Linked DNA regions of Homo sapiens: region 2 is linked to region 1. A link is a loop called in an ENCODE intact Hi-C map of the cell type or tissue named here. Cell type or tissue: GM12878. All regions are shown on one strand. Links, peaks and the distances in the headings refer to the core of each region. The heading gives the core; the rest is flanking DNA.

Evidence for each region. Hi-C counts contacts between places; a loop is a spot of excess contacts. Peaks named below come from ENCODE experiments on the same cell type or tissue, not always from the same donor. Only the 100,000 strongest peaks of a DNase experiment are listed, where the experiment ranks them.
Region 2: a loop joins it to region 1, with 3 times the contacts of the local background. A loop is called at or near these places in 5 of 110 quality-filtered maps.

The regions. Positions count from the first base shown.
Region 1 is chr20:19,782,587-19,787,966 of GRCh38, forward strand. All of the region lies in intron 1 of RIN2 (Ras and Rab interactor 2), which reads left to right. Among named protein-coding and RNA genes, the nearest start is that of RIN2, 27 kb to the left of the region's middle. In GM12878, for the core only: a CTCF peak has its summit at 2,494; a DNase peak (open chromatin) is centred at 2,505.
Region 2 is chr20:19,900,685-19,906,064 of GRCh38, forward strand. All of the region lies in intron 3 of RIN2 (Ras and Rab interactor 2), which reads left to right. Among named protein-coding and RNA genes, the nearest start is that of NAA20, 110 kb to the right of the region's middle. In GM12878, for the core only: a CTCF peak has its summit at 2,628; a DNase peak (open chromatin) is centred at 2,678.

The DNA.
Region 1 (5,380 bases), core at 237-5,236:
TGTTATTATTGAATAACAAAGTTTAAAAATAACGGCTGATTTAATTAACTGATGTCCCCAAGAATTGGAAAAAGCCTGATTCTACCTGTAAATGTGCATCTTCTCTTGTGTTCTAAATGCCTCCCTTCCTCCTACTTGGCATGAACCAAACTCATCAGCTTCATGTGCTAGTCTGGCCTCTTCTAAAGCATCACTCAAGTTGATCTGTCCCTTGTCTTAATTATTAAGGTATTTCCTACCTGGTACAGAGATGTATTGACTTCATGGCCATTCAACAGGTGTTTGACGGTTTGACTGCATCCCCTGCCTACCTGTATGCTGGCTGTCCAGCTCAGGCCTGCAACAGGAGGAGCCTAGAATGCCTAGCAGCTTTGGACAGTGAGTGTCTGAAGACAAGCTTAAACCATTTCCATCTCTCTTAATATGTGACCCCACCCAGGAATTCAAAGCAGCGGCCGCCTATGGTCAGTGGTGGGTTCTCTTGAGTGCCCCACGTTGGTGGTGGGTGGGAGTCTATAAATCCCAGCTCTCGCTCATCCTGGTGGTAGTGTGTTGCTGTATCAGATCATAACACAACAAATATTTGTTATATTAGAGTTGTAACTGGAAAAACTTTCTGTGTTTAACAGGGTTTATATTCATACGGTTTTCTCAAACTAAATTCCTGCTCATTTATTAATCCCACAAACATCAGCAGAGAAGTTACTGTGTGCACAGGCCTTTGTCATGGACTGTAGATGGCCTTCCCCATCACTGCCCCTTTGAGTCTCAGCCATGCCACACCAGGGTTCTCTGCAAACTCTCATCAGGGCCTTCTCCTGAGCTTCCCTAGACCCCCAGGTTTTTGGGCGTCCCCTCTCATTCCTGCCCTGTTTGGATGGGGACCCAGCTGGGGCTGTCTCTGACCTGGGTGATTCCTGTCCAGGCAAAGGCTCTGGGTGGCTGGAGGTGAGGCCCTGAGCTGGGGAGCTGTCTGGATCTGAATTCCTCCCGAAGCCGGCTCTGAACAAGGATTTGATTAGAATGCAAGTAGTTGATGGGGAAGGCGGTCCCAGGAAACCCCTAGGAAAGTGGGGAGGTGAGGCAAGGGAGGGAGGCAACAATATGGAGTGTATTATCAATAATTTACCCCATGGACAGCTAGAGCTTACCCCTGCCGGGAAGCTGACTATCCCACGAGGGGTGGAGGTGTGGGAGGTGCAGGGCAGGTGTTCACACTCGCTCTCATCAGTTGTAGATTGAGGGCTACTGGGGTCTGGGAACTGATTCCCAGCATTTCAGGCCTCTCCCTGGGAAAAGCTCATTCCAAGAGCCAGAGGAACCCTCAGGCAAGGAGACGGGGATGCTGGCTGTGTGGAGTCCAGCAGGCTGTCGTGGAAGAGGGGACACGAGCAGCACCTGCAGTGTCTACTCCAGGGCCGAGGCCAGGTTAGCACAGTGAGACACTGACGGACACAGTGTGTCAGAGCAGGGCTGGCACGTGGCACCGGATGGCGCTGCTTGAAATTGGCCAATTGCCTGCTACCCCAAGGCAACTGGAAAATCACATGCGGCTTTGCCAGCAACTCCTGCAACCTGTAGTTTTATTCAGGACAGCAGATGCTATCAAGGGTGCTGTGCCCTTTGCTGATGCAGTTGATGTAGGAAGTTTGCTTGTTTTGGTGATGGCTGATGATATCTAAGAATTGTAGCTTCAAGTATGCTATAGTGGTCAGAAAGGAATTTAAACAATTATGTGTGTGTGTGTGTATGTGTGTGTGTATGCATTTAGTTATTACAAAGGGTTCCTTGTTTAAAAAGCTATATATACTGTTGCACTAAGAAATGCTTGTATTGTGAAGAGCAAATAGATTTGGGTAAATGGATGTTTTAGCACAGTAAATGGCATTATTATTTAAACACATAGGGAACTCTGAATTTCAGTAGAATAATGGTGGTTGCCTGCATCCAAATCTCTTACCATAACTTAAAAAAATTTACCCAAATCAACAAATAGAGCAAATAAAACCATTGTTTACACAAGCCCTCAGGATTACTAAGAGACAAAATTCTACAGACTTCAAATTTCCTGTAAGTAGTGAGAGAAGTATCCAGGTCCAGCCAGGCAGGCTCCGGAGCCCGCCCCTGTCTAGAGCATTGGGCGGGGACCACAGAGGACAAGTGGAGAAGGGCAGGAGTGTGCATAGCCCGGGGTGATGCAGCCCAGATCACATTACCCCTGGAAGGACAGGCCCCATCCTGAGTGGGAATACCAGACAGTGTGAGACTGGAGGCTACAGCCGTAGGAAAGGCGAGGTTACTGGGAGAGAGGAGGGAAACTAGGAAGGGCACTGCCCCTTGGAGACTTGGTGATATCCAGAAAGAAGGCAAAAAGAATAAAATAAAGGGTCCTTCAGAGATCAAAGAAAACCGCAAAATCAGACATGCTTCCCCTCTTCCAGAGTAAGCACAATAAAGAAATTACACTTCACTCTATCAACGGTAGAGGGCGCATCTGAATCAAGAAACCTGGCTAACCACCCACACGCTGTCCCCTGCCTACATCAACTCTCACTCACGATCCAGTAAAGAAAATAGATGACAAAAGGAGCAGAAAGTGGCAGACAACGTGCAAGCAAAGCTGCAATCAGAAGAAACGAGTTTGTGAATCTAAGCATTTCAGCTAGTCAATGTTCTCACCCCTCTACATACACACACACACACACACACACACACCAGAGCAAAAGAAAACTAATGACATTCCACCACTAATTAAATGTCCTAACATAAGAACTTTCATATGCTAAAAAACCCAACCTTTAATAAAAAAATCAGAACTAAAATGGGCAAAACCCAGGATGAAGTGAAATGAGAGTTGACTGAACTCCGGAGAGGAAATGGGGAAATTCAGTTTGCAGATGCTTTTGTGCTGCCAGGCAGGACATCCTTTCAGTGGACAGTAGATGGACAAGAACTGTTGCCTTTTCCCATCCACAGGCCTATGTTTTCTAAACCCCAGCCCAAGGCAAGCATTTCTTATCCATAAGCGTACTGGCTATTTCAGTGGGGAACATTGTGCAAGGCCAATGTTGGCTATCATTTTTACTTGCCAAGTTCTCTATTATATGAGACTAGGAAATACCCAAATACTTTCCCAGGGAAGATCAAGTTGAGTGGATTAAACTTTCCAAGGAGAGCTTCATTCTCCTTGGTAATATGTCAAACTTTCAGAGATAAACTTTTCAGAGATGTTTTCAAATTGTAATGAATGACTACCATAAATGATGCCGTATTTTATACTTTAAAAAGTAATTTTCATACATTATATTCATCATTAAAGTTGTATATATGTCAAAGTAACACATGTGATAGTTTCTTCCCTGCCTCTGTGTGACCACAAGCAGCTTAGAAATGCTTCGCCTTGGTTTATACATGTGAAAAATGAGAATGGGAATGGCTTCCCCCTCTGTGAGATTTCCAGTGCATTGCTAACTTCAGTCTGTGGGACAGATTGTATTTTTCTAAACATAGCCACAATGTCATCACCCATCCCACACCTTCTCCTAGGCACCTCCTTATCAAGAGGTAAAGTTGAATGCCTGTCTCTTGAGTCTGAGTGGGTTTGTGTCTCACTTGTACCCAATAGAATGCAGCAGAAATAATACTGCATTACTTCTGAGGATAATTTGGAAAGAAAAAGATAGTGCAATTTCCACCTTGCTGTCTGGTACATTCTTGCTGGAGTGCTGAGCTGCCATGCAAGCAGTTAGACTGTTCTGAGGCTACCATGCTATGAGGAAACCCAAACTAGCCCCGGGCAAACAGATCACATGACAAAGCCCTGAAGCTACATGAAGAAAGAGAGAGATACCGTAGCAGTCTCCAGCTGTTCCAGCCATACCTTCCCGTTCCCCACCCCCACACACTCTGCCTTTTGTTCCAGTTCCAGTTACCATCTGGCTGCAACCACATTTGAGACTCTGAGCCAGAACAACCCAGCCAAGCCCTTCCTGAATTCCAGACACTCAGAAACCATGGCAATAATAAAATGATTATTGTTTTAAGCCACTGAGTCTTGCGGTGACTAGTTATATAGCAATAGATAATGAGGATGCATGAAGCGTGAAGATGCATGAAGCCATCATTTCTAGGGAAAGTGTAGTGACTATGCCTAATACCTTTTGCGGTAGTGCTGTTTTGGATAATTTTTATAGCGGAAGTTGATAGGACAGAACATGTCTCTTTGGGGAAGAATTATATTCCTCTCTAGATTTAGCTTACATGCTAACCTTTCCAGTGGAAAAGAATTGAGTTATTTTCCAGTGATTTTCTGTTTTTGTACTTGCAAAGCTTTATGTATCTATTGCTTTTGGTGAAAGTAAATGATAGGATAGGTTACTGGAGAGCTATTTATTTTGTTTCTGGATGGGATAAAGCTAAAAGGACATAGGGACTAAAAATGTGGCTGCTGGTCTCAAGGATTTCTAATGAAACCCAACATTGGGTAGCTCTCAAGTTAATTCTATGGTGAGCAAACATATTTAACATTCTAGGCCATAATAAAGACAAATGACTGTCTGGGCACAGTGGCTCATACCTGTAATCCCAGCACTTTGGGAGGCCGAGGCAGGCAGATCACAAGGTCAGGAGTTCGAGACCAGCCTGGCCAACATGGTGACACTCCATCTCTACTAAAAAAATACAAAAATTAGCTGGGCATGGTGGCGTGCAGCTGTAATCCTAGCTACTTGGGAAGCTGAGGCAGGAGAATTGCTTGAACCCAGGAGGCAGAGGTTGCAGTGAGCTGAGATCGCACCAGTGCACTCCTGCCTGGGCGACAGAGCAAGACTCCATCTTAAAAAAAAAAAAAAAAAAAAAAAAGAGAGAGAGAGAGAGAAATGACCTCAAATGCGGGGCTAGAGGGAGAAGATTTTATTCCTGATGGCAAAAGTGTAGTGATTAATGTCATGGAGTCAGATGGTTTGAATCCTGGCTCCCTCACTTACTGGCTGTGTGACCACAGGCAAGTAAATTTATCTCTCATGCCTTTGTTGCCTCATCTGTTGTTATGAAGGTTATGGCAAGGATTGGATGAAATAATAGACATAAATGGCTTAATACAATGTCAAGCATATACTGAGTGCTCAATAAGTGGTAGCTAGTGCTATCATTATGTTATGCTTTCTGGATTTTGTATTTTAAGCTCCAGGTCCAGAGACATAGATCTAGTAAGGGGAGGATAGACAGTTCAGGTATTAAACTGCTTGACTCAAGCATGTGCTTACTGGCAACCATGTTACTACCCTATGCATTACACAAGACAATCTCAGATCTACTCCATCTATCCCAGGTGATGGTCTTTTCCAAATAGAGGAAGACTTCCTCTATCAGTAATGTAAAG
Region 2 (5,380 bases), core at 121-5,120, 120 kb after region 1:
TCACGCCTGTAATCCCAGCACTTTGGGAGTCCAAGGTGGGCAGATGTCCTGAGGTCGGGAGTCCCAGACCAGCCTGATCAACATGGATAAACCTCGTCTCTACTAAAAATGCAAAATGAGCCAGGCGTGGTGGCGCATGCCTGTAATCCCAGCTACTTGGGAGGCTGAGGCAGGAGAATCGCTTGAACCCGGGAGGCGGAGGTTGCAGTGAGCCGAGATCACACCATTGCACTCTGGCCTGGGCAACAAGAGCTCTGTCTCAAAAAAAAAAAAAAAAAAAAAAAAAAAAGAAATGTACTTCTTGGATTCCACTCCAGACCCAGAGAATCAGAAACTGCAGGATAAGGCCCAGCTCTCTCCTGGTGATTCTGATGTTCACCCAGGTGGGAGAACCACTGCTCCAGACCCTGTATTTCAATGAGTGAACGGCACTATACAAAAAGCATAGAAACGTCTTCATTCTCAACCTAGCTTCATGTCCTTCTCTGGAAAATGGAATGATACCACCTTACCAGCTGGATTGTAACTGTCTGTTGGTCAGATACAGTATTTTGATGATTTCAGTCAATAACTCTGCAAGCCTTGGTGTTACTACTGGTGTCTTTTTCTGTCTGCTTTCCCCCACCCCCGTCCCCACATTTTATTTGCTTTCTCAAAAGCATCTGCACACAGATACATGGGTGGACATCCTCAGAGGCAGGGTGACTCAGCCGAACAGAACCCTGCAACATGCACTGGCAAAAGTGCCCCACCCAGCGTCGAACACCCGACCTTGTCATTTACCCACGGGTGCTAGCACAATCAGTGTGCTACGATTGAGGGGCGGCTCTTCCCCCTGCCAACTAAACCCTGGGGAAAATGAACACTCAAACTCCGTTGTTGGTATACACTGCCATTAGCCAAAGGAACAAATGATCAAATGGAAAAAACAGACATTTTGTTGTTTGACATTTAGGTAAAATCAACTATTTTGGTGCCACTCCCTAGGCACAGCCCAGCCTTCTTCCTTATTCAATTACTTTGTAATATTTATGTTTAATCTAATAAACAGGTCGAGTGCGGTGGCCCACACCTGTAATCCCAGCTCTTTGGGAGGCCAAGGCCAGCAGATCACTTGAGGTTAGGTGTTTGAGACCAGCCTGGCCAACATGGTGAAACCCCGTCTCTACTACAGACACAAAAATTAGCCGGGTGTGGTGCAGGCGCCTGTAATCTCAGCTACTCAGGAAGCTGAGGCAGGAGAATCACTCGAACCCGGGAGGCGGAGGTTGTGATGAGCCAAGATGGCACCACTGCACTTCAGCCTGGGCGACAGAACGAGACTCTGTCTCAAAAAAAAAAAAAAAAAAAAAAAAAAATTGAGCAAACACACTGTTCCAGGCATTGTTCTAAGCACTTTAAAACCATTAACTTATTTAATCCTCACAATATTATTATCCCCCTTTTGCAGTTAAGAAAACTGAGGCATGAAGAACTTGCCACACAGTTTGTGAAGTATGTGGTGGCTCCGTGGACACTGTATATAAACTTGGGAGGAATTTCATAGAGACAGGACCCAGCACTCATTGGACTCCTCCGACTCTCCTTGAGTCCTTGAGATGCTGACTCTGTGCCTCAGCCAGCTCAGAAATGAGACTCAGGCAGTCTCTCCTCCCACCACCTTCCATGGAGTGCTCCCTGGGCTGGATGCTAGTGAGCTGAGCCTCTCTGAACTTTCCCACTGCACCTGTCCCTCACCGCTGTCCTTTGCTGGCCACCCACCACTACCTCTTTCCGATGGCCATCTCTGAGTTTCCTATAGCAAAAGGTGGGGATGATTCTTCTCAAAGGCCACCAGGAGGACATCCTTCCTCAAAGTTAGGTTTATGAGCTTGTGCAGACAGAGAGAATGCCCACTGACAGAGGCATAGGAGGTTCTCAGTCCGAGGGAGCTGGGGGAGCTCATTACAGGGTTTCTGCTTGCGCTGGGTAATTCTAAGGAAGGTGGGGTTGCAGATCTAGCAAATAAAATATACAGGACACCAGTGAAACTTGAATTCCAGATATGGCATAAGTATATCCTATGCAATATTTAGCACATACTTATACTAAAAAACATTATTCATTATTTATCAAAAATTTAAATTTGGCCGGGCACGGTGGCTCACGCCTGTAATCCCAGCACTTTGGGAGGCCTAGGTGGGTGGATCACAATGTCAGGAGATTGAGACCATCCTGGCTAACGCGGTGAAACCCCGTCTCTACTAACAACACAACAAATTAGCCGGGCATGGTGGCGGGCCCCTGTAGTCCCAGCTACTCGGGAGGCTGAGGCAGGAGAATGGCATGAACTCAGGAGGCGGAGCGTGCCGTGAGCCGAGATTGTGCCACTGTACTCCAGCCTGGGCAACAGAGCGAGACTCTGTCTCAAAAAAATAAAATAAATAAAAATAAAATAAAATTTAAATTTAACTTAGCATCCTGTATTTTCTTGAGTAACTCTACAGGAGGGCTAAGATGTTGTCAGGAAGTGAGGGTAATTTGTTGCTAGGGGTAGCTTGATGGTCTTTATCTGGAAGGGGAGGAAATAAAGGGAGCTTGAGGGATCATCGGTGGAGGAGCAGCCAGCGCTCGTGTGTGTCGAAAGAGGGGGCCATTTCGTCGTTTTTGTGGTTTCAGCATCCTGGTTTCTGTTCTGTCATTTCAGACCTGTTCCCTAGTGGCCTTGAATAGTTGGTGTTTACATTGTGTCTGTGTTGTTTATGTTCTGTTGGGAGCGTGCCAGGGGTGTTTCTTCCTTTCTCATTCTACTTCCAGATTCTAGGCTTGTTTCAGGGTCTCAAAGACACAGGTCACTTGGGGTTCTGTTCCGGGACAGCTGGTTCCACCTTGACCACTGGTTCTCTGGAAATATTTTTGGTTGCCACCACTGGGATGGGGATGCTACTGGTCTCTAGTAGGCAGACGCCAGAGATGCTGCCAAACTTCCTCCAATGACCAGGACAGCCCCCACGACAAAGAATTATCTAGCCCCAAATTCTAACAATGCTGATGTTGAGAAATCCTGGTCTGCACTGTAAATTAGGAAATAAAATTTGTGTTTCTTGAGGTTTCTCCAACTATCTCTGAATCAGGCTTTCCAGAAGTAAAGGAAATGAAAGCAAGAAGACTGTGATCATGTATTTAGCACCCAGTGTCCTGCATGCTCCTTGAGGACAGAGAGAGTGTCTTACTGAATTTGTATTACCTGGGCTGAGCTCAGTACCTGGCCGGTAATTGCAGGTGTTCAATAAATATGCTGGATGGGCCGGGCGCCATGGCTCATGCCTGTAATCCCAGCACTTTGGGAGGCCGAGGCGGGTAGATCACTTGAGGTCAGGAGTTCAAGACCAGCCTGGTCTCTACTAAAAACACAAAAATTAGCCAGGTGTGGTGGCGCACGTCTGTAATCCCAGCCACTCGGGAGGCTGAGGCAGGAGAATTGCTTGAACCCAGCAGGTAGAGGTTGCAGTGAGCTGAGATCATGCCATTGCACTCCAGCCTGGGTGACAGAATGAGACTTCGTCTCAAAAAAAAAATATATATATATATATATATAAAATATATATATATATTTGCTGGATGAATAAAAAAATGTGTAGCACACATCTGTATGCGCTGCCTATATATGGTTCATTTATTCAGCCAGTATTGATTCCACACCTACAATGGTGAGGCCAGCCCTGGGCACCGGGTATGCGGTGCTGGGGGAAGCAAATCAGAATTGGAGAAACTTGAACTTGAAGGATGGGGATGAGGGGCAGGGCTACTCACATTGGGGTAGGGAAAGTCTTCCTGAAAAGGTGACTTTAAGCTGAACTGTGCAGGAGAGAAAGAGACGAAAGGAAGAGCATTCCCGGATAAGGAAGCCACATGTTTAAAGGCCTGGAGTGACATCTGAGGCTCTGAGGGAGAAAAAGGGTGGCAAGTATAATGAATGGCAGGCCGGAAGGGCAGGAGGGGCAGGATGCCAGTCATGCCAGCCAGGTGAACACTGGGATTCCATTCTTAGTGCTATCGGAAGCGGTGATGGGTATGAGGAGGGGAGTGCCACCTATGTGCCACCCTCATAAAGCTCACCCGGCATTAGCACTGTGTCTCCATCCATCAACCAAGAAAACCAAAGTGCAATTAAAATCTTCCCTGGAGTCACTCAAAGGAGGCCAGAGCCAGCCTCCCCATCAGCACAACTTGAAATCTTGACATTGAGTTGCTGTTCTTTCTCTACACTTGCTTCTTCAGGTGCCAAGCAGCTCTCTCAAATTGAGGTAGCCCTGCCCTTCCTCCCCATCCTTCAAGTTCAAGCTTCTCCAGTTCTGATTTGCTTCCTCTATCTCTCCCAAGCTCTTCCAGCCTGGTGGTCCTCTCTGGTTTACTCTGTCCCGTTCCCACTTTCTGGTCTTTATTGTACAGGTCCCCTTGACCTGGCTGGGGTCTTTAGTATCATGGTTTTCTTCTCTGCCCCGATTCAGAATCTGCTCAGCAAAAGCTGAGCCAGAACAGACTCAAAACTCACACCTTCCCCACTTGGAAGGTAAGACAGGGAGGAGGATTGCAGACTCCTGTCATGTGCATTTTTCAGGATTGTCTCATACTCTTTGAAATAACTCGTCTACCTGACATATGTGGAGTGGACAAGAGAGGGGCAGGAGAGGGAGTGAGAGAACCTCTGAGGACAAAGCAAACGATGACACTCAGGCCACATCCAGCTGGCATCTGTGCTTGAAAGTCAAGTTCTGGCTGGGCGAAGTGGCTCATACCTGTAATCCTAACTCTGTGGGAGGCTGAGATGGGAGGATGGCTTGAGGCCAGGAGTTCGAGACCAGCCTGGTCAACACAGTGAGACCCCATCTCTATTTATAAAGATAAATAAACTAAGAAAGTCAAGTTCTATTGGAGCTGGGCATGGTAGCGTGTGCCTGTAGTCCCAGGTGCTCCTGGAGGCTGAGGCAAGAGGATCACTTGAGCCCAGGAGTTCAAGGCTGCAGCCACTGCACTCCAGCCTGGACAACAGAGCAAAACTCCATCTCTAACAAAAAACAAATAAACAAACAACAAGTTCTATTGGAACCCAGCCATTCACTCACGTATTGTCTGTAACTGCTTCTGTACCATTAACTGCAGAGTTTGGTTGCTACAGGGACTGTATTGCCCCTATATAATAATTCCTAAAATATTCATTCTCTGGCCCTCTGTAGAGAAAGTTTGCTGACCACTGACTTAGGAACTAACTGCATCCTGTCACTGAATTCTCAAAGGTAGTCTTGAGTGTAGGTAGCAGTATCTCTATTTCACAAACAAACAAACAAACACATGCCAGGGCCATGAATCTATATAAACACCCCCAGAGAGTAAGTGGCAG